Linked DNA regions of Mus musculus: regions 1 and 2 are each linked to region 3. A link is a loop called in an ENCODE intact Hi-C map of the cell type or tissue named here. Cell type or tissue: heart. All regions are shown on one strand.

Region 1 (8,000 bases), 170 kb before region 3:
GCAGCCTCATACTGTTTGACAGTCATGAGTGTGTCTTCCATGGTCTTGGTGACCAGTGTGTTGATGCTAGAGACAAAGAAGTTCACAGCCCCTAGCAGCGTCTCCCCATTCTTGCACAGCAGCTTTTGTGTCTCTGCATTATAGCCAAATTCCTCCTAAGGGCAGAAGGGAGGCACAGGCATTGAGTAACACTCCTTACCTGACTGCAGCTGTAGAGCCCTTCATATCCCTCCATCCCAAAGAAGAAACAGCCATCAAAACTACAACAACCAGACTGCCTCTAGCAAGGCTCTCTTAGCCACAAAGTTAGTAGGGTCCCTTGGCGATGCCTGAGGTAAGAGTGTGGGGAGTACGAGTTCTTAGGTGAGTTTACAAGACAGAACACGGAGAGCTAGTGCAGCAGGCAGGGAGGGAATCTGATTAGGCCAAGCACCAAAGGCATTCTTGATGATGTGGAGACAGGTTACTTATGAGGTACTGGTGAGCCCTCTCCCACAACCCTTCCAACTTCTGGGCCTCTGTACAAACCCTTAGGCTGCCTCCATAGGTGAGTGATGCTGGGGGCAGGACTGGGCGCACCCCAGAGGGGTTCTCCCTGGGGGCTGCAGGAGGGAGGGAGGGAGGGAGGCTGAGGAAAGCCTGCCTGGAAGGACCAGGGCCCAGTACCCCCACCCTCTTTGTTTTGGCTGAGGCACCTGAAGCTCTGGGGACTTCTGGCTGAGGTCAGCAAAGGCATCACCTAGTGCATGCTGGGTCTGCAACAGGCTGTAGAGGTGGGCTGTCAGTGCCCGGCCCAGCTGCAGGACACTTTCATACTTGCGCTTCGTCTCACGCAGCAACTCAATCTGCAGCTCTAGCTCCAGATCCACAGTCCGGGAGCCTCGGCCAAATCTCTCTGATAACAGCTGCTTTGTGCACTGATTGGAAGGGGGGGGGGGTGAGGTCAGAAATCTAAACTCCACCCCAACAATGAACTACTCCAGCACCCCCGTTCTCTTAGTCATAGCAAAGACTACACAGTAAGACCTGGGGAAAGGGAAAAGGTCCCCACGGAGAATTTCTGAGGAGAAGCACTTGAATCTTACCTTATATGTGTTGATGCCCCATTTCTTGACGATGTCAAACTTTTCTCCAGCGATGCCCCGGGCCACCTCGTCACCAGGGCCAGAGGGTGACGTGCTGTGAGATGGATGTCGGCCAGACCCTAAAGGACCAAGTTCTCTGACACCAGTTTCTCTTAGATAAAACCATACACTTCTGTGGCTCACTCCTCCCCCCCACCCCCCCAAACACACGAAATGACCTCTCTGAAGAAGGACTATCTAGACAGACAACTGCATTCTTCTGGTCACTAGGGGGAACAAGGACTCATGTCCTGACAACCAAATCAATTCAATGTATGTATCTGGCATTCTTGGAGTAGGGTAGGAGTGTTGTTGGTGTACGAGATAAGCGGGAATAGAAGCAAACATGACATGTGCGATTGGCAGGATCAAAGATGGTGAACACAGAAAAACAGAGAAGTTGGCTTATATTTCTAGGTAGAATTCTAGCCAGTAAAAGAGTCTAAAATGAAACTCTGAGAAGCCTCACAAAGCTCCAAACTGGCCTTAAGCTCCTGAGTGCTCATAACCTTAAGGTCTTAACTTGGCTCAGATGGTGGCGGCAAGGAGGAGAAGACGAGTGAGATTATCTTCGAGACTGACTGGCCAGTGGGAGGCAGATGGGCAACTCTGGGAGCTGGCCTGGGACTGGACTGTCTATGAACTTCACACCAGCAGTTCGCAAGCTCTCCAGTCCAGGAGTCAAGCTTTCCTGTATGTGTCTATGTGCCTGCAAACTGTCTCAACACCCCACCCCTCAAGCCTATCTCTATCATTCATACCTGTGGGGATGAGTCCGTCACCAGAGCCCCCATAGCCACCAGACACAATGCTAGTTTCATTGAGGTTGGGTCCTGACACCATCACCTGCTGGAGGTCCTATAGGTCAGAGAAGAGGGGGGCACCTCAGGAACACAGGGATGGATGAAACATTTTGGGGACGGAGACAGTGCATAGTAAAGTCTGTACAGAACCATAAAGAAGATTTGAAAAGTATGAAGGAGTTTAGTTAACTGAAGGCTACCGGGACAGGGGAAATTAAAGGTTTATAAGTCAGGAATGTATAACAAAACAATGAGAAGAATCAAACAGAAGCACCTGCTCCAGCCCATCGTCTTCAGGAAGCTGCCCAGCTTCGCCATTTCCGTGGATGGGAATCTCCATTGTGGCTGCCTTCCCTAGAATCCCGTCCGTCATGGCTAGGGAAGGGACTGGAGTCAAGGTCTCCACCCCAGCACGCTGTAAAGCCCAACACAGACAATTCTGGAAACTGGCCAGCACTCCAGAACAAGGAGGCCTTCCCTGTGTTCTCAGAGGTTTCAGGGGTTGTCTTTGGGCTTGGGTGTCCTGGGATCAGCCACCACGGCTTTCCTTGAGTTTGTGTGTTTCTTCTCTTCTGAGGACATTATCTCTACAGATGCATGCATACCAAAGCCTCGGGTGTCTTCTCATAACCCCCCTACCTCGCCTTCAGTAACCATTCATGCATTCAGTCATTCAACAACTATCTAGTGAGTGTCTATTATGAGTGAGATACTGAGGCAATGGGATTATAGCAGTGAGGACCAGAGGGGAGGTCTATGCTCTCTGGGAACTTAACCCTGCAGAGGCAATGTTTACCAGAACCCTTTCCTAGGCTCAGACTCTCACTTGCCACTCAGGCATGCTCTACAATCCTGGTCTTTCACATTCTTTGGTGTTCCTTCCCCTCTTCCTTCAGCCGGTCTGGGCTCTTCCTTTCTCCATCTCATGCACCTGACTCCCTTAGGCCCTCCCCAGCAGGCCTTGGTTGAAGCAGTTAGTGAATGTTCCTGGTGTCAGGTGAAAGGCTCTCTTTCCCAGGACACGGGCAATCCCTTCCAAAGTCAGCTGAAGCCTCCCAGATGTGAGGGGCTCCCCCCACCCCCATACACCTGGGCATCAGGTGTGTCCTCATCCTTGCCAAGGGCTCAGGGCATTTTGCCCTCAGTACAGGTTCGTGCGTTCAACTTCCCTTCGTCCAAGTATGTCCTTCTCACCTGGGCCGGGCCGCTCTTCCCCTCAGGGCGCGAGGCCCGGACCGCGCGGGGACCTCGGGTTCCAGTTCTCGTCGCGATCCTAGCAGCAGGTCAGAGATTTGGCGGAAGTGACATGCTCTCTGGGCAGAAGAAGCCGGCCACGTCGCAGAGAAAAAGGGCGGAAGTGACGTTTGCAGTTGTGGGCAGGACGAGCCTGGAGCTACGCCTTCAAGCTCTTGGGGAGTAGTGAGAGTTTACTTCCGGGGCGACTCTGAGAGCTCTAACCTCCCCCCTCCGCCCCCCCAACCCCGCGCCACCCTGCCACCCCGCCACGGGCGGAAGTGACTAGGGCTGTGCGCCCTTGGCGTGATGGAGCAGCAGCAGCAGCAACTGAGAAACGTGAGTGAGAGCGCAGTTGCTCTCTGGGTTAGACGTGCAGTTTGTTTCCAGGGGTACACGCAAGAACCCGAGGGGGAGACGGGCTGTGCATCCCGGGGAGCCTTAGCGGTGGTGAAGTCGTGGTTCCCTTTTCTCTCAGTTGCGAGACTTCCTGTTGGTCTACAATCGGATGACAGAACTGTGTTTCCAGCGCTGTGTGCCCAGCCTGCACCACCGAGCTCTGGACGCTGAGGAGGTGGAGACAGTGTGGGGGTCCCAGAGTTGACAACGTGACGTGACACCCTCCCCCAGCCCCCCATCTTCTCCCTCTTTCTTGACCTCACTCCTAGGCTGGGGACCGGGAAGGAAGGAGGCGGGCTTGACTGGACCCCTTTTAGTTTCTACTTCCCTCCGTCTTCCTTCCAGGAGGCCTGCCTGCACAGCTGTGCTGGGAAACTCATCCATTCTAACCACCGCCTCATGGCCGCTTACGTGCACCTCATGCCCGCCCTGGTCCAGCGCCGCATCGCGGACTACGAGGCTGCCTCGGCCGCGCCAGGTATTCCTGCAGAACAGACCAGAGACTCGCCATCAGGCAGCTAGCCGTCCCTGGCCCCTGGAGAGAAGGTGCTTGGATGGGCTCCTCTATGGACCTTGGGCTTATCTAAATGTGTACAGAGAGATTGAGCTTGAAAGCTGGGTGCTGTTGCTCCTTTTCTTGGAGCCAATAAACCCGTTTTTACAGTCTGGTTATTTGTCTATGGGTACCAGCCTTTATTCTGTCATCTAGTGCATGTGTACTGCCTTTAGCCCTGGAGGTTGATGTAGTGCCTTCTTATGTGTAGAAGGACAAATTCAGCATTCCCAGCACCCCAGCAAAAGCAGGGATTATGGGTAGAGCTTTAAGGTTAGTAATAGCAATGGGAAATTGGTTCCAAAAGGAGAGCTCTCAGTGGCTGTCCTTGGGACTAACTCAAGGACCTGAATATACATTGACTCATAACTAGTTTTTATTTTCAGCTGTCAAAAAGAATTGCTGTGAACCTAGGGGAAGAAGGTAAAACCAAACAACAAAAGCAGGAAGAAAACTCTACCCCCTTAGGCTTTAGCCACTGCTTCCTAGGAGGTCAGTGACAACAGAACAAAGACAAGCCTCTAAGAATTCAGGAATGTTGACCATTTCCCCAATTTACTCTCTTAGTACTTCCTGCCTTTGTGAAATTAGCAATAAAGACTTTAAACAAAGAAGTGCTTTCTTGTCTTCAGAGTCAGTCAGGAAGGCAGCATTGGTCAAACCTCAGGAAGAGAACTCGAGGGAGAGGGAGATGGTGTTAGGGAGGGATGGTTAAATGCCATCTGTGCCCCTCCTCTTCGGGTTTGACTGCTTGTCTAATCTAGTTTCAGCTCTCTACCCTGTGCCTTACACTAGTCTCACTGTAACTGCTCTGATGCCAGCTTCTCTATTCTTGTTTCATTACTCCCCACCCCCTCTTGTGGGATTCACATGTGTATTCAGGAGGAGTCCTTTCCTGGCAGCTGCCGGTTCTGTGACTTCATTCCTAGTGTGGAGATGGGGAAGGAAGGAGGATGTGGCATGTACCACCTTGTGGGGCTTCAAGGATGACAGCCTGCAGGGCAAGCGACAGCATGGGGTCTGCATTTATTACTGTTTTACAGGAGATGGAGCACAAGTACTTGTGCTTGCCAGGCAAGAACTTTTTTTTTTTTTTTTTTTTTAATGTCAGGCTATAAACCATTCTTAGTGCTCAATGGCTTCTGGACACTGAGCATAGAAAGAGCCACTTGCTCTTTGCCCCAATGTCACAGGCAGGGCTGAGCAGCTAGGCCAGGTCTGTGGTGCTGATCTAGGACAGCATCTTCAGGGCAGCAGGCAGGAACTTGTAACAACTAAGCTCCCCACTTCCTCTTCACTGCTTCCCGTAATTCCATCCCATCCCTTCCCTTCCAGTATTGCATCAGGTGACCAGCTTTCTTTTTTCTTTTTTCTTTTTTTTAAACAGAGGAATTAAATTCCTCGTCAAAACCAACTATTCACAGAGCAGATTTGCAGAGCAGATTTGCTGTCCTACCCCCCACCTATAGGTCAGAAATAGGCATCTATTTATTTATTTATTTATTTATTTATTTATTTAGAGATGTGGTCTCATGTACCCAAGGCTGACCTGGAAATTGTAACTAAAGATGACCTTGAACTCCTGGTCCTTCTGCCTCTACCTCCCAAGTGTTGGCCAGCCAAAAAGTTGAAAATCTTAGTTGATTCCATATTGAGAGGCAGATCTTGCTCCAAGGCTTGTTATACATGCCTGTAATCCTTAACAGGGCAAGAATTGTAAGTTTGGAAGCAGTCTGCACTGTTAGATCAAGACTCTACCAATAAAGTGCAGCTGGAACATTAAGCCTGATATTCTTTGCACTACAGCAGGCTGTTTCTCTAAATCGTGTCTGTTGAGTTATTTTGTATAAATTTATCATACTTACTCCTTTTAATTGTGAAACTAGGAGGTATTATTTTTCACTAGACAGGTAAAGAAGCAAGAAAGCAGACCTTAGGAGAGCCCTGTCTTACACAGTTCTTGGAAAGCAGATTTTGGTGTGTCACTTTCCTTTCTTTTCCTTTCCTTTCCCTTTTCTCTTTTCTTTTCTTTTCTTTTCTTTTCTTTTCTTTTCTTTTTTTCATTTTCCTTTTAGGTGGTTTTGCCGTGGACCCATTGGCCTTCAGCTTGTGATCCTCCTGTCTCAGCCTCCTAGATCCTGGAATTACAGACACAGGCTACAACCTGTTGCTAGATAATTCTTTAGGCATATAAAACTTGCTGACCAGGAGCTTCCTTAAAGAATGACCTGACTACAAGATTAATCTTATTCCTTGACAAGTACACATGTGAGTAGAGCAGCTTGTGAACTTGTTAGTTCCCAAAACCAGGAAGGTGGAGACCCAGGATATTGTGTGGCTGCCGAGAAAGCGCTACGTCAGCACCTGTATGTATCCTTTCAATAAACATGTGCTGTGAGTTGTCTGTGTTTCCTTTCTTCCTATGTCACACATAATTAGTAATTGCTGAAAAAAGACTAGGAAACAGATATGCCCGAAGCCTACTCTCTGAATGACCTGAACTTTTTTTGCTCTGTCTTGTTTTGTTTTTGAGATGGTCTTACTATGCAGTATCACACCTTGGATTCAAATTAGCTGGCCTTTACTTCCAAGTGCTGGGGTCACACCTATGCCCTCCACACTAAGTGTAGAGAGCTCTTACACCTAGCACTATTTGTAGCTTGTTTGCCTTCAATGCAAAAGCAAATGTGCCTCAATCCGGCCTGCCAGTCCTTTTCTCCTTTCAGTCTCCTCTCCAGTTTCTTCAACATTTAAGAGAAACCCCTTCGTACTGCCCACTTTCTATACTTGCTGATTGTTTTCAGGTCTTGCCATTGGCATGGTAAGGGCAGGGCAGAGTTCTCAAACGCAGTGTGCAGGAATTATTTGTTTTGCTTTTTTGTTTTTGAGACAGAGTTTCTCTGTAGCTTTAGCTGTCCTGAAACTCTGTAGACTAGGCTGGCCTCAAACTCACAGAGATCCATCTGCCTCTGCCTCCTGAGTGCTGGGATTAAAGGTGTGTGTTATCACCATCTGGCAGGGATAGTTTTGTTGGTTTGGTTTGGTTTTTGAGGGGAGAGGGTTTCAGGAGGTCTAACTCAGGTTTTTGTACATGTTAAAAAAGTGCTCTACCTTTGATCTATATACCCAGACTAGGAGTAAATTTCGACATAGTCTTACCACATCACAACCACTGGAGGGCAGAGGTGGTGGTCCTGCCATTCTGACTTCAGAACTTCACTGTCTGTTCCTCTGCCCAATCTGTTTGCTTTAAAGCTGTTCATCCATTCAACCTGCTCACTGTTTTACTCTTCTCATGGACTTTCCCCTCTCCCCTTAAATAGCTCTTGTACTTCTATTCACCACTTCTGCTTTGATGTTTATACAGACAATCCATTCAGTAGTTAAGATCACTTCATTCCATTTAGTTGTGTCTTGGCTATTGTCATCATTCTAAGCCACCCAGTCTTCAGAATACTGCTACTAAATCAAACAACATAACACTATTTCTTTAATTTTATTCACTGACCATATTCTTTCTGCTTGGTTTAGAAGTCACTGTCCCTATAATCATTTGATTTTATTGTAGCTTTCCCATTCTTTCTTTTCTCACTAGCACTTCTCTTTACATTCCTAGCCAGCTTAAATGCCAGTGATATTCCTGCTAGAGCTGACTTTTTTGTAGGTGTCCTTCCCTCTTATGACACATTTGTGTCTGCATTTCAACAACTACATGCTACTTAAGGAGATCATTGTAGAGCATATTTATGCCAGTTTGAATTCATGGTTAAGTTCAAATGGAATCTTGGCTCTCAGACTCTCATTGAGTATGTGTGTGTGTGTGTGTGTCTTTTGTTTGAGCAGTGTATCACTCTGTAGCCCTGTCTGGCCTGGAAATTCAGAGATCCT
Region 2 (8,000 bases), 75 kb before region 3:
CTGTAGCTTTCCTCAGTGAACCCATTTAACATACTGTAAGACAAGAAGGTTACATTTTTCAAATGAGAAATAGAATATTCAGAAAGTAAATGATTTCTTCAGCTAAATATGGTGGCCCATGCCTGTGTTCCCAATAATCAGGAGGCTGAGGCAGGAGGATTGCCATTTGTTTTGTTTGAGGTCAGCTTGGACTAGTGTGAGATACTGTCTCAAAACAACAACAACAACAACAACAATAGCAACACAGAAAAAAATTAGATGATTCCCAGCTCCAAGAAACAAAGAAATTAAATAACTCCCAGCCCCAAGTGGCAAACTAGCATTGGGACCTGCCATAAGGCAAAAACTGCCTGTCTGTAGTCTTGAAGCTGAAGGAGCAGAAACTATGGATGAGCAGAGGTGGACAATATTGGTCAGAAGACAACACAGCGGAGAGCCCACGTGCCTTCTGAGAGATGAAGAGAAAGCAAACCCAGAGATCCATCAGTTCTCAGCCGACTAGTTTCCACAATACTGAAGTGACCCACAATTATTAGACACATCCATGCCCTCACAATAAACACCTCATTCTTGAGCCTGCCCAAGTAATTTTATGCTTTCTGTATCCAAGAAGGCTCCATTAGAGTAGAGCTGAGCTGGAGGCTTTACCACAGTGTTCTTGGTACAGAAGGAGGGTGGTACCAGATCCTGGCTCATAGCCTGGGTAGATACAGTCTTCAGAGTTCTGAGACTGGAGTCTGAGCTCTCCCCTTCCAATGGGTGTCCATCGGTCACCTGCGCTTGTAGAGACAGGGCTGAAGTTTAAGGCCTGAGAGTTGGGCTTTGGGTCCTACTCGAGGAGGTCCGGTCTTTTCAAAGTCAAACAAGAAGAAGTGGCTGTTGGTCAGGTCCTAGAAGCAGAGAATACCAATGAGCTACAAATTTTCACTCCAACCACACATCTCAGTGTTTCCCCTGCTCAGAGAGCATCTCACAGCCCCTCCCAGAGCTTTGTCTTGAAAGAGCAAAATTCCCATCTCTGGGTTTACAGCCTCCCTCCTGAACACCATTATCTGAAAGAGGTTAAGAACTGGGCAGACTTCTCGGGGACCCCCTCACCTTGTAGATAATCTTAAAGCCGAGTTTGGTCACAGCCCCCAAAAAGGTCCGAATATCCTCAAAGCGGCTGCTGACTTCAGCTACTTTGAGAAGACCCCTGGGAAAAGGAGGAAGTCATGTGTGAAGGGGTGGGCACCTGTATGCACATCAAAACCATCTGTGTTCTAGGGACTCACTCACCCTGTTTTTAGCACTCGATTTGCCTCCTCAAGGAAGTCCCTGATGTTAGTTCCCATCAGTGAAAGGCAAAACACAGCCACATCTACAGATTCATCCTCCAGAGGCACCTGATGAGGAAGAATGTTCAAGAGAGCACACAGTGTCGGAAGAGGAAATTCAGCACCAAATGCTTGAACTGGATAATCGGATAGGAAGACTAGGAAGAAGGGTTAGGCCAGACACACAGAGGGGCTTACCTGGGCCATGTCACATACTGTGACCCTGGGGTCCAGAGAAGCCAAATCAAAACAGTGCACAGGGTTCCGGACACTTGAAGCTAGGCGGCAATCTCCACAGCCAAAGTCAGCTACCACTAAGGATGCAGGCCTGGGAGTGGAAGGGAGGAGAGGGCCACTTACTGGTCTGGTCAAAGTCTTGATCACCAACACCACCCCTCTCATAGTGCATAGCACCCCTCACCCCCATTACTTCTGGCGGAGATCTTTGGCAATACGGTCCACTGGGTGCAGTGGCCACTTCTTTACTTGTCTCTGGAAGCCACGGTGATAAAGGAGAAAAGCCTCAGGGTCTTCCTGGAATAGGCGTCGGGCAGCACTGCTGGGCCCTGAGTACAACTGTTCATTAAGGTAGCGAAATCGGGCCCCATCCAGGCGTTGTGTCATGCGTGCTCGCAGGGCTCCAGCTCTAGACTCTTGACTATCTGACTTTGGGACAGGAGGCACCTCAGTCTCCTCTATGGAAGCCTTGGGAGGAGCCTGCTCTGGTGTCTGGAGTGGCCGAAATTTGTTCTTGTGTCTCCGCTTATTTTTCTGCCGGTTCCGCCACTGCTTGCGGCTCAGGGTGTGTGAGGAGTTAGGTGACATAGACTCAGGGCTTGGCTTGGATGGGTCAATTGTAGCAGTACTCGTCCTGGAATTGTGAACTGCAGAGAGGGAGATGAGAAGGCATTTGAGGTTTGGTCCCCTAAATTCAGAGGCATAGCAAGTCATCCTGGCTACTCCCTTGTCCTTAAGACAGAGTCTGTAGCCTGGATAAAAGTGCCTCTTACCATCCAACCCGTGTGCGTGCGTGTGTGTTTATGTAAGAGAAAGAAAGACCTTTATCATCTATGCAGTCAGTTCACAGCCTCCCCACCCCCATATTCACACATACTGATACCTGTTTGGTCAACACTGTCCAGGGGCTGGGTTAGGTGTAAAGAGGAATATTCCTGGCATTTTCTCTTTCCTTTTTCTTCTCCAGCAGAGACCCCACCAAGAGGAGGAGCTTGTCTGTGGCATTTTCTTCTTATTTCTTTCCCCTCAGAGTCACTGATGGATGGCGCCTGTTTCTGACATTTCCCTTTTCTTTTCTTCCCTACTTCCTTTGAGACGCTGGCAAGTGAGGGCCTTTGGAGGTGTCTCTTCTTCCTTCCTACCTCCTCCTCCTCCTCAGAGTCACTGCCAGGTAGGCTGGGGGTTTGTTGGGAGAGAGATGCTGCTTCCAGAGCCCGTAATGTGGCCAAGAGATGGCGGCGCTTGCGTCCCTGGAGGCAAACAAGGGATGAGAGTGTGTGTGAGAATGGACGAGGCCTGGAGACTAAGAAAGGAGAGATGGGCTTCAGCTACTGGTCGTTCTTCCCATCCAAAGTTAACAAGTTTGCTGTGAAGTCAGCCAAGCCCAGAACATTCAGGCTGCAATCCCACCCTCTGGGAAACTGGAGGGCAGAAAGTGTTCCCATCCTACTTTTCTAAGCGTGTAAAGGATTGCCTGTTGATTTCCTTAGAGGAATGTGATAAGCACACAAACAACAGGACCAAGGCAAGACAGCAGCCATCTTTGCCTCCCACTGACAGCATTCTAGGAGCAGCAGAGGGTTTTTTGTTTGTTTGTTTTTTTTGTTTTGAAACAGGAAGGGCAGTGTCACACATGTCTATTAAAAATGTTCCTAACTGGCCAGCAGTGGTGGTACACACCTTTAATCCCAGCACTTGGGAGGCAGAGGCAAGCGGATTTCTGAGTTCGAGGCCAGACTGGTCTACAGAGTGAGTTCCAGGACAGCCAGGGCTACACAGAGAAACCCTGTCTCGAAAAAAAAAAAAAAAAAAAAAAAAGTTCCTAACTGCAGTAGAGAGAAGCTGCACACAGACAAGCAGAAATGGACTACAGAAATGAGCAGAACATCCTGGGCTAACTGAAGGTCAGGAACACCCCAAGGGGATACTGAAACCCTCATATCTGATGAGGTTCAAAGGAAAAGGCCTGCTTTCCGTGAAGCTGATTTGGGGTTCAAGTCCTGCTGCTTGTCCTCAGCTAGACCCTTACCTTGAGCCTCTTTTGAATAGTAATTCTGATAACCTCCCAGTCACTTGCCTTTACTCTAATATACTTTCTACACTGCCACTAAAAATCCTCTAAAAATCCTTTCAAGACTACGGATTCAGCTCAGTAATAAATGCTTATCTACCACGCTGAAGCCCTGGAATCGATCCTCAGTATATAAAGTGATGCCAGGTGAGAGAAAACTTGGAGAAGCCACTCCACTGCTAAAACAACTCTACTGATTTCTACCCTTAGTGTACAAAAAACTTAAACTTTTCAAGCTCTGCGCTCCACGCTCCACGCTCCGAATCCCGCATTCCTATTTGGACTATCCGGATCTTCAGATCATAACTAACTCCCTCACCACCCCGATCCACGATAGCATTCAGGCTCTCCCTCTAACCAATACGACCCCCGGAGGGTAGGCTTCACCTCCTTCAAACAGCCCAGTGCAGGGCCGCTCACCTTGACTGGCGGGGCAGTCGCCGGCCTAACCTGTGCTGTCGCGGCCCCTAGGCCCACGATGGCTGGGGCCGCCTCCACCCATTCGGGCTCTTCGAACATACCACCCGTAGCCCGCAGGGCCGGAGGAGCCTACGCTCTGGCCCACGTGCAGCGCGCGTCAGGGAATCCTAGGGCTGGAGTCGGACCAAACCGGGCCGGAAGCCACCGAGTGAAATTCTGTGGTAGCTAGAGCGGCCTTCGCGGAGCAGAGCACCATAGAGCGTAGCCGCTGGCGAGCTAGAGAGGCAGTAGGAGGTCGGAAGGGAGGGACCGCGGCCCGCGCTGGCCCGAGCTGGCCGGGGCGGGCCGGGGCGGGGCCGGGCGGCGGGCGCGGCCGGACGGGAGTTCCCCCGGAGAAGGCGCCTGCGGCCCGAGTCCCGGTGAGTGTGGGTAGCTCCGCGCCCTACCCCACGCTGTCTTGCAAACCCGTCTCTGCGATCTCTGCAGCAGTTCTGAGCCGGGGCCGCCGGGCAAGGACCCCTGTCCCCTCCCCCGGGTGTTTGCAGCTTGGGTCCCTTCCCCCACCCCCAAGCCTTGCTCGAGGGCCGGGGCTCAGAGCCGGCTGACACCAACTCGGGAAACTAGCAAAGTCTACCCTACACCCCCAGACCCTCCTGCTCCTCGAGCCAAGGGGTCGTCCGCTGCCCGAAGCCCTTCATAGACAACCACTGTCCCTCTCGCGACGCTCCCCATCCCAGCACTGACACCTCTGTCCTGAGGGAACTCACACAGAGAGTCATTCTCTTGTCTCTGTTCTCCCTCAGTCCCCCGAGGCTTCCCCAGTCCCGGGGTCTCTGTGCCGGGACGCTGCTATGGACGACATTTTCACTCAGTGCCGGGAGGGCAACGCGGTGGCGGTGCGCTTGTGGCTGGACAACACAGAGAACGACCTCAATCAGGGGTGAGCTGAAGCGTTGGCGAGTGAGACGGCTACAAGTCCTCTCTCCGCTACTCGGGGTGCTCATGTCTGGCGGGGGCGGCTGACTTTGCTATCCAGTGTAAGGAGTAGTAGTAGTAAGCAAAGCCTGTTGATGGAGGAACGTCTACACAGAGGAAGCTGTCGGAGTTGGGTTTGTTTTTTTTTTTTTTTTTTTTAAACTAAGTTTCACAATCCGGTTCCCGGGAACTTTGCAGCCTCTATGAACTCATGTCAGAGGCAGACCTGAGTGCCAGAAAATTGTCTGGAATTACATGTAGCTGGAGGATGAGTTTCTGCGCCCTAGAGCGTTGGGTAGAAGTGGGAAAGGATATTAGAGGTCTAAAGTTCTGAAGCTTATGTAGTGATGAGAGTACCCATTTGTCAGGCGTCACCCTGGACGCAATTGCCTTAAAGTGATGTTTTGGATACAAGAATTGAGACAGGGTTGGGGTGAGAGCCCTAAAATCATAAGGATGAAGTAATTGAGTTGGTATGGGATGTGAAGGGGTTGTCAAAGATGACCTGGGGTTTAAAAGGAGGTTTGGGTACTTGGATACTTGGCAGTTGCTGAGGTTCCATTATGGACTGGCCACAGTTTTGGTGACACTACAGTGACTTGGAAACGCTTGGCAGGTTGTTAGTCATGCAGATTTAAAGTTCAGGAGGTCGGATTGGGAGACCAAGATGCCACAAATAGCATTTAAATGGTATCTGAAGACTCTATAATGTGGAATGTAGTACCTTAGAAGAGTAGAAAATAAAGGCAGAGGTTGAGAAGCCTGGCTGACAGGGAACAACCATCAGAATAAGAAATAAGAAATGGATTAAGATTAGAGAATGGATGTTTTAATAAAAGAAGAGTGGTTAATTGTAGGCTACTGAGAAGTTAAAGAGCATGGATGAGCATTTAAAAAGTCTCATTTCACTTACATTTAGGATGAATTTGATCTTTTGAATGCTATTGCAGAACAGTAACAGGAAAGTGCATTACAGTGGGTTCCTTCACATAAGGAACCACTTGTGGTTGCTGCTAGAGTCTTTGAATCAGACATAATCTACACGCTAGAGATGGCAGGCTTCTCAGGGAGAAAAGTGAATGGGAGGTGAGGAAACAGATACTATGAACACTTTCTGAAATACTGGCTGATAACAGAAGCAACAAGTGCAGTGTTGAGAGTTTAGTTCGTAGTTTTTGGTTTGCTTTTGGAGACAGGGTGTCATGTAATTCAGAATGGCCTCCAGCTCTCCATCCTACTGCCTCAATCTCCTGAGTGCTGGGATTCCCATTTGTTGCCACTGTATCTGACTATAAGAGTGTATTTTTTTTTTTTTTTTTTTTTTAGGTTGGGAAGGATCATCTTTGGTCCTAGGCTAGGTTTCACTAGCTTTCATTAGGCTGTATGTTATTTCTCTGCTAGATTCAAGGTTATTTGTTTCATTTTTTCCCACATAACTTGTGTGCTCTGGTAAAAACTAAGCTGTCCTGTTTTGTTGGTAAGAAAATAGAAGTTTAGGCTGTTGTCCAGTAGGAGTGGCATCTTGGAAGACTCCTTGCTGTCAAAAGGTGAAGGATATCATTAGGGAAACCAGAAAGCTATGGTGGCTTGAGGGGACAGGGCGTGGGTGCTGGAGGTGGTTAACTCCCTGAAAGCTTTCTTGAGATAGAGATCCAGGCCCTGAGGTGACCGTCCTCAAGCTTGGGCTTGCTTGGAGGCCACAGACTTCTGGAAGTTGTTCAGTCAGAACATGTGAAATCTGGGAGACAAGAGTGATAGCAAGGGATAGACTTATATCCGGGAAAAGCCTTTGCTGAGTTTAACAGATGAGGGCAAACTAGAGGAACAATTATTTAAAGCTACATACTTCCTTCAGCTGTTGGGGGATTCTAGTTGACCAAGCCAGGATCAGCTCAAGGCCCCTCCTCCAGTCCCCTCACAGGAAGTGACCACAGCACTAAAGTATCTGGAGGCTGCAGGCCTAGACCACAGACCGCCCCCTGTTCCGCCCCTCAGATCTGCATCCCTGGGCTGGAGGGAATTTCCTTTTATGGCTTCAGGCTGTCAGTTTGACCCAGCCCATCCAGTTGTTTTGTTTGTACACTTCTCTTTATAAAATATATGTCCTTAGGGGATGAAAATACAAATCAGGTAACGGTTTTTATTCAAAAGCTCCCATTTACATTTTTCTCTGAGTTTTGGATTGGTAAGTAGGATCATCCTGGTTTGTGGGATTATCCGCCCCATCAGTAATGAAAAGCATGTTTGTCATTGTACCCCCAAACATTTTCGTTCCATTCCATTGTTAGATGTTCGTTTCAGTAACAGAGCCAAAAGTAAGCTTGTTTCCTCTCCTAAGTTATAGCCTGTCTTCTCCAGTATGCCTTCTCCCCTATTAACCTACATACAACATCAGCTTTCACCCCATCCTCAAGCATATATGATCCAACAGTCAAGATAGCTCACATTAACAGATTCTTACAATCCAGTCAGTTGAACTCTACAGTAAGGAGAAAACAACGCAAACAAAGGATTATAGGTGTGGCTAAAGACGTATGAACTGAAGATAAAGCATGTGTCAAGTATACAAGGTCCTGGGTATGGTTCCTAGCACTGTCAAACGGGAAGACAAGAGAGTAGGGAAGCCAGAGGACCCCAGGAAGAATACTATCACCTAGTGGACTAGAACTGCTAGGGAAGGAGTTGTGGTTACAGTGATAAACCTTACAGTTGTTGGGGCATCTAGGTGCTTGGGTGTGAACCTCATGGGAAGTCTGAACTGAACTTTAGGAATTGCCAACGTGAGTAGGAGCTAAGTCCTAAAGAGGCAAGCCTTCTCGCTGACTATAGAATCCCTTTTCCCCCATGAATCAAAGCTTTTGTCCTTCCCAACTCCAGCTTACTGTCTGTGCCCTTTTCTCAAAGGGATGATCATGGCTTCTCCCCCTTGCACTGGGCCTGCCGAGAAGGCCGCTCTGCGGTGGTTGAAATGCTGATCATGC
Region 3 (8,000 bases):
TGGGGGGCCAGATTATTAGATATGTAGTGCCCTGTACAACTGTGAGCTCCTTGACTGCTGATGCTTCACTTTTAGCCAGGGTCAGATTTACTGCAAATATGCTTGAAGTATGCAATCTCTAGTATGTAAGGTGATGCTGGAGATTCGGATGCTTCTAATAGAAGGGGTAGAGATACAGCTCAGAAGGCACTTGCTACTAAGTCTGATGACCTGTCTTCCATACCTAGGAACCACAGGTTGGAAGAACTTGGGAAAGCTGTCCTCTGGCCTCTATCTGCATTCTGAGATGCATGTACCCTCCCTACTCAATAAAGAAGTATAAAACATTTAGGGAAATATTAAAGCTCCAAATGGTGGGTGTTCAAAAAAAAATCTGAGAGCCCTTTCATATTTTACCTGTTGCAAAGTCTTCCAAGATTTGGTTTTAAGGGAAGGGCTTTTCCTAGAACAAGTCATGACTCAGGCATCTAACTTGTAAATGCTCAAAAGATAGGAAAAGGGATAAAGATTTACAAAAAACATGTCAAGTTCTATGCAGAAGGAAGAGTGACAGCTCTGCCGGGACCAGGTGATTTAGTGTAAGCAGCTGTAGGGCAAAGAGTCTTAGAATAGTGTCACTGAAGCTAATGTCTTTCTGCTTCCACAGTGACCTTCTACCTTCAGGTGCTGCACTAATTGTTCAGGAGAACTTCTTTCCATGACTCCCTGGTCAAGTCTCTGAACATACAGAACAGCAGCCAGGATGGGTCATATCCCATATTTAGTGGATATAAATAAGCTCCATGCTTCTCACATACCCTGGCCATTCTGAAACAGGATTTCCTCTTTCTGGGTTCCCACAGAGGTCCACTTTTGGCAACAAAAGCTTCCAGGAAATTCCCAGCAGGCTTAACTTTCTAATGCATCACTCTCTATCAACCTTCCTCTTCACACCCTCTAAGAGGAAGGAACTTATCCGGAAGGCCAACATCCTGGCAGATGCCTACAGCCCTATCTATGATCAGGGTGGTGATACATCTATTTGAGTCCACATTCAAAACCCATTCAGACATTGAGTGAAACAAATGTGACCTTGCCTAGAAACAATTCTCAGTTTTAGGGGTACCATGTTATTTGAAGATTCCTGTACAGAGGCTCACACAGCTAGTTATCAGGAAGCAATCTCTTGGGACTGAATGCTTGCTCTCATAGTAGCCTGTCAAAATCCTGTTAAGAAGGGGGTTAGAAGCTCAGGCGGCTGCACCCTCCTTTGTGGATGGACAGACAGTGGTACAGCCATTGGTAAGACACACACATGCTCCTGTAAGCAGGACTAATGAAACTCGCCAGGACATAATCACACACATAAAAAGACATCAAGTGGAAGGGGGACTAGTTGAAATAGGCAGGACAATAGGGTGCATGCATGTGGTGGTAAGCATGGTCAAAAGACATTGGTAGATATGTATGAAGATGCCAAGGTGAAACCTAGTCTCATAGGATTCATAAAGATTCTCATGTATAACTTATAAAAGCAAAAAAGGAATTCCAACGGTGGGTCTCTATGCTGGACGTCAGCCAGTCACCATAGGAAGATGGTTTGGAATCAAGAGGTACAGGGCCCATCTAAATTAGTGTTGAGATAAGCAAACTGAGCCAGGAGGTAGTGCCCCATACCTTTAATCCTAGTACTGAGGAGGCAGAGGCAGGTGGATCGCTTAGTTCAAGGCCAACCTGGTCTACAAACAGAGTTCTAAGACAGTCAAAGAAACTGTCTCAGAAAAAACAAAACCAAAGCAAACTGGCACTGTGTGGTGGTGAACACTTGGGAACACAGGGACAGGAGGACTGCTGCATGGTGGATATAGTCTGGATTACACAGCAAGATCCCCTCCCCTCCAACAAACAAGCAAAACTAGACCTAGAATTTAGAACCTAAGTTGTGAATTTACTGTCTTAGGAGGCTGAGCATCTGGATGCCTCTTACTTTCCATAAATCCTAGGGAAGGACAAGAAAGTCAATATCTTATATTCATATTAAGACTTTTATCTTCTGTGCAAAGAGGATCGTGTGAGTCAGCAGGGAGGTCTGGGTCTCATTATGAGGGGGCTTTACAATGCTACTTCCAGGCCTCACACACTACACGAGCTCCAAGACCCACGAACACGGGCACCACACCTATGCACCACTCTCCAGCTCCAGTTAAGTCTTTGGTGTTTGAACTGTACAGGAGCTGTGGAGGCTTGCGTCCTGGTTATGGTGCAGGTCCTGCTGCAGTCCCAGGAGCAGCTGGTTTAGGAGAGTAAGGTTGCTGTCTCTGTGAGGCAGAGGCAGGGGAGGGAGGTAGTTCCCTTTATATTCTATCACCGCCATCTTGGCCCGATCTTGCTCCTTCCGATTCGGGATCTGTAGCATTCTTGTGTAGTTCCCATTCTGACCTTGGAACCGAGGCGCTAGCACTTTAAACAGCTTTGGGATCAAGTCCTTCTCCTAGATGGGGAGAGTTAATCAGAAAAAATAGTCACAACTGTAGAGGCATTTAACTATAGATTATTCCCAGAGGTAGGGTTCAAAACCATCTTCACAGGCTTTCCCACCACCCATTCAGGTACCAAGTTACACAGAAACACTTACAGGAAGTTATGCGGATGCTCATTTTACCCAAGTCAAATAAGAGAAATACGTGTCTAAGGTAGTTCGCAAGTCTGGTACATAAAAGAATGCCCTGCCTTCAATCTGCCAGGTACCCGGTTCTCTAAGGATTCCTTCCTCACTAGCAGGTAGGGAGCACTCACTGTGAGCCAGAAGTCAGCCATACGCATGGCTCGTTCGTTGGTGTCGCCCAGCTTTCCATAATCGATGAGCTGTGAGGACAAAACACATGGATGCAAGACGAGTCAAGAACCGAGGCGCCCACCTTACTCTTCTGTCTTACCTTCATCCAACCATCCCACCAGCTAAGCTAATTCTGGGCGCTCCTTCCTTCGGAGCCCCAACCAGCCTTCCATTTGCTGCGCAGGAGTGACGCGTTCAGCTGAGTGCCACACGGGAATTCGCTACCGTGGAAAGTTCTCCCAGCGTGGCCCTACTCCCCACACACGGCCAGAGCGGCGGTCTGAGGCTGGACCCGGCGGTGAATAGCTTGGCTCTCACCTTCTCCGCGTAGCCCCTCATCTCGTCCGCGCGTGCCCATGTCGCCTCGATGCGTTCGTGGCGAACTAGGCCCGTGAGCAAGTTCCGCAGCAGATGGATGCGGGACTCCGGACCCAGGCCCAGGCGGCGGTAGACGCGGCCGTGGGAGATAGCGGCAGCCAGCGACAACCTCATGCTCTCACCTCAGCCCCTCCTCTCGGGGGCCCGGAAAGGGAAACTCCGAGCTGTGTGTGCGCGCGCGGGGAGAGGGGGAGCAGAGGGGCGGAGGCACGTCTCAGAGGACGCATGCGCAGTAACTCGGCGCGTGGCTACCGCGTTTGCGCGTGCGCATCAGAGCCTGCCTAGCTGGCAGTCTGAGGGAGGGCGGCCCGACGTGTTGACGTTTCTGGAGCGACGAGCTGGGCGGGCCTCAAGGTCTGCGGTGCTCTGTGGCGAACTGGGATCTCGGCGCCCCCTGCCGGGTTTCTCTTGCACTGCGTCGGCTGGCTGGGGCGTTCTTGGAGGAGGCGCCTTCCGGGCGGAGCATGCCGGGAAAGTGAGTACCTGAGGAGAACTGCGTCAGAGGGGTGGGCCTGTGGTGGAATGTGGCGCTCTTGCCTGAGGAGTTGCAGTCCTGGCTGGTTTTGTGACGATGCCAGTTTAAACCCAGTCTTTATTAGTGATAGTGAGATAAATTATGTCCAGGAAAGCTGCAGGTATTATGTTCTTTTATTGACATAAATAAAAACCTAAGTTAGCACTAAAAGCTAAAGTAATGGACAAATACCTGACATTTAAAAAAAAAAAATTATTCTTTTCTCATACAATATACCCAGACTGCAGCCTCCTCTCCCATCACTCCTCCCAGCCCCCACTCTCCTTTCTCCCCTTTCTCCCCCTAGAAAAGAGCAGACCTCCTAGGGACATCAACCAAAGCACAATAAAACCAGGCACAAGGGGGTGGGGCAAAAAACAAACAAACAACAACAACAACCAACAAAAAAACAAAAACCAGGCACAAACCCTAACATCAAGTGTGGACAAGGAAACTCACTAGGAGGAAAAGAGTCCCAAGAGCAGGCAAAAAAGTCAGAGACATCCCATCTCCCACTATTAGGAGTCCTCCCAAAAAACCAAGCCAACAAACTATAACACATTTGCAGACAACCTAGGGCAGAACCTTGAGGGCTCCATGATTGCCCCTTCTTTGAGCTTCCATAAGCCCTGCTCAGTTGATTCTACAGGCTGTCCTCACCTGTGTTCGACCCCTCTGGCTCCCACAATTATTCTTCCTTGTCTTCTGCTGGGTTTCCCGAGCTCCAAGGGGCGGGACCTTATGTAGGCCTCCAACCCAGGTTCTTTCTCCTCTTAATGTTTGTCAGTGGGCCTCTACATCTCCCATCAGCTGCAAGAGGCAGCCTCTCTGATGACGACTGAGTTAGGCACCAATCTATGAATCTAGCAGAATATCACTAGGAACCATCTCATTGAATTTTTTTTATTTATTTTCGGCACTACAGTTTGGTTCTTCCCTAGGTCTCTGGGTGGATGAATACTTTTTCTTAAAAAAAAAGTTCTGTGTGTTTGTGTGTGTGTGTGTTCCCTTCCATTGCTCAGCATCCTTATGGCTCTTTGAAAACAGTTTTCTGGGAGGAATTGGGTGAAAATATAGTCTAGCTCTAGTATTTAACAAAATGATGATCATATTAGGGCTTATTTAAAATGAATTCATCACAGTTGGAGTTACTAGGACAGAACAAATAACACATTTCAAATGGAAAAGGAGTAATTTTTAAAATAGTTTCATTTTAGAAAAATAAGTTTATGATCATATACAATATGAAGAAGTTGAGGTGGCTCAGCGCTAAAGAGGGACCCAGAGTTTGATGGAATCAACCTAACCCTTCAGATGGTGTTTCACTCTGGAAATAGTGATGAGCAGTTTCCAACTTGGCTTACATTCTTCTTGGTGTTCTGTCCCCTCCCTGCTTCATTTCCTTGTATTCTTAGCGAGGTGAACTGCCTGTTGCTGAAATTATAAAGTCCTTCAAGGTCAGAGAGGAACTGATTCATGCATTTGGCCTTCTTTCCTCTTTCCTCTTGCCTCTGCCATCAAGCCCGCTGCACTCTGTTTTTTTTTTTTTTTTTTTCTTTTCTTTTCAAGCAGTTCTTGGCATCAGCAATAGTGTTTGGGTTTGGTGTCTGTAGATGGTATAGATCCCTAGGTGGGGTGGTTTTGTTCCCACATTTCTATGTATGTTCTTTTGGGTCTAGGTTACCTAACTCAGGATGATATTTTCTAGTTCCATCCATTTGCCTGAAAAATTCATGAAGTCATCATTTTAAATAGCTGGGTAGTATTCCATTGTATAAATGCACCACATTTTCTGTATCCATTCCTCTGTTGAGGGACATCTGGGTTGTTTCCAGCTTCTGGCTACTATAAGTAAGGCTACTATAAAGATAGTGGAGTATGTGTCCTTGTTATGTGTTGGAGCATCTTTTGGGTATGTGCCCAATAGTGGTGTAGCTGGGTCTTCAGGTAGAAATATTTCCAATATTCTGAGGAACAACCAGATTGATTTCCAGAGTGCCTGTATCAGCTTGCGATCCCACTAGCATTGGAGGAGTGTTCCTCTTGGATTGCAACCCAATAGGAAAAACAACAATTTCAAGTAACTGGACCCAGCAGAGCTCCCAGGGACTAAACCACCAATCAGAGAGTATACATGGGTGAGTCCATATACATATGTAGGAGAGGATTGTCTTATCTGGCGTCAATGGGAGGGAAGTTGCTTGGTTCTGTGGAGGCTTGTTACCCCAGCGAAGGGGGATGCTAGAGGGGTGAGTACCTTCTTAGAGGCAAAGGGGAGAGGGGATGGGATGGGGGGTTTGGATAGGGGAGACCAGAAAGGGGGAACAACATTTGAAATGTAAATAATTGGGGCTGGAGAGATGGCTTGGCAGTTAAGAGCACTGACTGCTCTTTTGAAGGTCCTGAGTTCAAATCCCAGCAAAGACATGGTGGTTCACAACCATCGGTAATGGGATCTGATGCCCTCTTCTGGGGTGTCTAAAGACAGCTACAGTGTACTTACATAAAATAAATAAATAAATCTTAAAAAAGAAATGTAAATAAATAAAATAATCAATAAAAGTAGTAGTGCAAATGAACTAGTGCAGATCTTATGTAGTAACATGATTAAATACCATAAACATAATATTCAGTAAAGGCAGTAAGTGCAAAGGACAATACTGTATTATTAAACTGCCTGTTTAAAACAAGATCTGATCTGTGGTGTTAAATTCCCCTTGGTAAGTGAAAAAAGGACAAGTGTTTAGAAGAGAGCATGGGATAGGAACGTGGGTGTATTGGTAATGTTCTATAACTTGACCTGGATGGTCCAGGAAGGAGCATGTTTGTCTTGTCGAAAAATCACTGAATGAAACATATATAATTTGCATATTAATTTTAGTATAACTATTGTATTTTAGTTAAAAATGTAAAAGAGACTATTTATACCTATAGGCTTATATTTTTCAAAACCTACTTTAATAGGGGTTCTTAAACACTTTAACCTCCCTTCCACCACCCACCAGTGGAAAGGAAAGGTTAATAAGGCAAAGAGCAATGTGGATCTGTTTAGAAATAGTTCTTTTTTGGGTGATTCCCATCTTCATTGTCAGGATATTAGCAGTTCAGTTCACACGAATCAGCGACAGTAGCTTGATCCACTCACAAACACCATTCACACATCAGCAGTGGCAGTTCAGTGAAGAAGAAATAGGCTCTGCCAATTGGCCAGAGTCTTCAGAAGCCGCAAGAAGCCTCTGGAACACCACCAGAAGGTCTTTGGTCCATTTCTCTCTACAAAGTCATGACAAAAGATGATCAGTGAAGAAGACAAGGTGAACCAATGCCATAGCATAGTCAGTGAAGATCAACATCAGGAAAGCCCAACCAAGACCAGCAGAGTGGCAAGGTAAACCTATGCCACACAGTGTCATTCACCATCTGTTAGGTTATATTTATACCCTTTCCGAACATCATGTGTTTTCTCAAGTGTCTGCTCTAGCAAAACACCATATATCCTTTTTTCCAGGCAGCTTCCAGAAAAATACCACATGTCTGTTCTCAGTAAAACATCCTCCCATGTGTCTGCCTCAGCAAAACATCCTCTCATAAGACAGTTTCCAGAAAAACATCATATGACACAACTGAGTCTCCAAAGAAATCAGAAATTTCCACTTCATATGTCCTTGATAGCTTCAATTCATGAGGGCCAATCTTTGATATGGTATTAATAAAGATCTCTAAAGATGTCCATATCCTAATCTATAGGACCTGTGAATATGTTACATGAAAAAATGACTGCATATACAATGTACTATCATTGGCCTGTTGTAATAGAGCTGGTTCAACTACATATGGTGGTGTCCTGGTTAGGGTTACTATTGCTGTGGTGAAACACCATGATCAAAGCAACTTGGAGAGGAAAGGTTTTTAGTATAGCCTATTCTTTTAGGTAACAGTCCATCATTGAGGGTAGTCAAGGCAGGAACTTAAATGGGGCAGGAAACCGAGATAGACATTGATAGAGAGGACATGAAGGGATGCTACTTACTAGTTTGCTTCTCATGACTCACTCAGCCTAATTTCTTCTAGTACCCAATGTGGTGGTTTGAATAGGATTTACTATGGACCAGCCTCAGTCAGCCCCCCTCAATCTGCGGGAAATTGGGGTTCCGGACAGGTGGGCAAGGAGTTGGGATGAAAAGGGTGACAAACAGCCATGAACACAGAGAGTGTGTATCTGAATGTAATTTGTCTCAAAGCAAGCACCAGTCTTATAAGTGACTTTTATACAAAACAGAGGAATGCATACAA

What was found. A loop is a pair of places that touch in the nucleus more often than their neighbours do. Peaks named below come from ENCODE experiments on the same cell type or tissue, not always from the same donor. Only the 100,000 strongest peaks of a DNase experiment are listed, where the experiment ranks them.
Region 1: a loop joins it to region 3, with 4 times the contacts of the local background. A loop is called at or near these places in 21 of 42 quality-filtered maps.
Region 2: it touches region 3 in a loop (5-fold over the local background); 29 of 42 quality-filtered maps call a loop at or near these places.

Annotation. Positions count from the first base shown.
Region 1 is chr7:105,637,124-105,645,123 of GRCm38, forward strand. Arfip2 (ADP-ribosylation factor interacting protein 2) reads right to left here and starts at 3,293. Exons shown (of 8, transcript NM_029802.4): 1 at 3,122-3,293; 2 at 2,202-2,342; 3 at 1,886-1,982; 4 at 1,086-1,204; 5 at 696-917; 6 at 1-155. The coding sequence starts at 2,300. It overlaps Timm10b (translocase of inner mitochondrial membrane 10B), which reads left to right and starts at 3,322. Exons shown (of 3, transcript NM_019502.3): 1 at 3,322-3,499; 2 at 3,639-3,734; 3 at 3,905-4,723. The coding sequence starts at 3,470. The coding sequence ends at 4,081. Gm22504 (a small nucleolar RNA gene) reads right to left here and starts at 5,353; the gene lies at 5,215-5,353. In heart, a CTCF peak has its summit at 7,283 (motif pointing right); DNase peaks (open chromatin) are centred at 2,378 and 3,278; H3K4me3 peaks cover 2,595 bases; H3K27ac peaks cover 2,415 bases.
Region 2 is chr7:105,732,254-105,740,253 of GRCm38, forward strand. Rrp8 (ribosomal RNA processing 8, methyltransferase, homolog (yeast)) reads right to left here and starts at 4,331. Exons shown (of 7, transcript NM_025897.2): 1 at 4,045-4,331; 2 at 2,437-2,803; 3 at 1,747-2,200; 4 at 1,515-1,644; 5 at 1,279-1,385; 6 at 1,099-1,195; 7 at 1-890. The coding sequence starts at 4,143. The coding sequence ends at 771. Ilk (integrin linked kinase) reads left to right here and starts at 4,337. Exons shown (of 13, transcript NM_001161724.1): 1 at 4,337-4,463; 2 at 4,848-4,984; 3 at 7,924-8,000. The coding sequence starts at 4,896. In heart, no CTCF peak of the experiment used is centred here; DNase peaks (open chromatin) are centred at 1,798, 4,388, 4,938 and 6,968; H3K4me3 peaks cover 4,669 bases; H3K27ac peaks cover 4,654 bases.
Region 3 is chr7:105,807,675-105,815,674 of GRCm38, forward strand. It overlaps Mrpl17 (mitochondrial ribosomal protein L17), which reads right to left and starts at 3,413. Exons shown (of 3, transcript NM_025301.2): 1 at 3,134-3,413; 2 at 2,776-2,844; 3 at 1-2,470. The coding sequence starts at 3,307. The coding sequence ends at 2,183. In heart, no CTCF peak of the experiment used is centred here; DNase peaks (open chromatin) are centred at 867, 3,477 and 5,127; H3K4me3 peaks cover 1,906 bases; H3K27ac peaks cover 2,002 bases.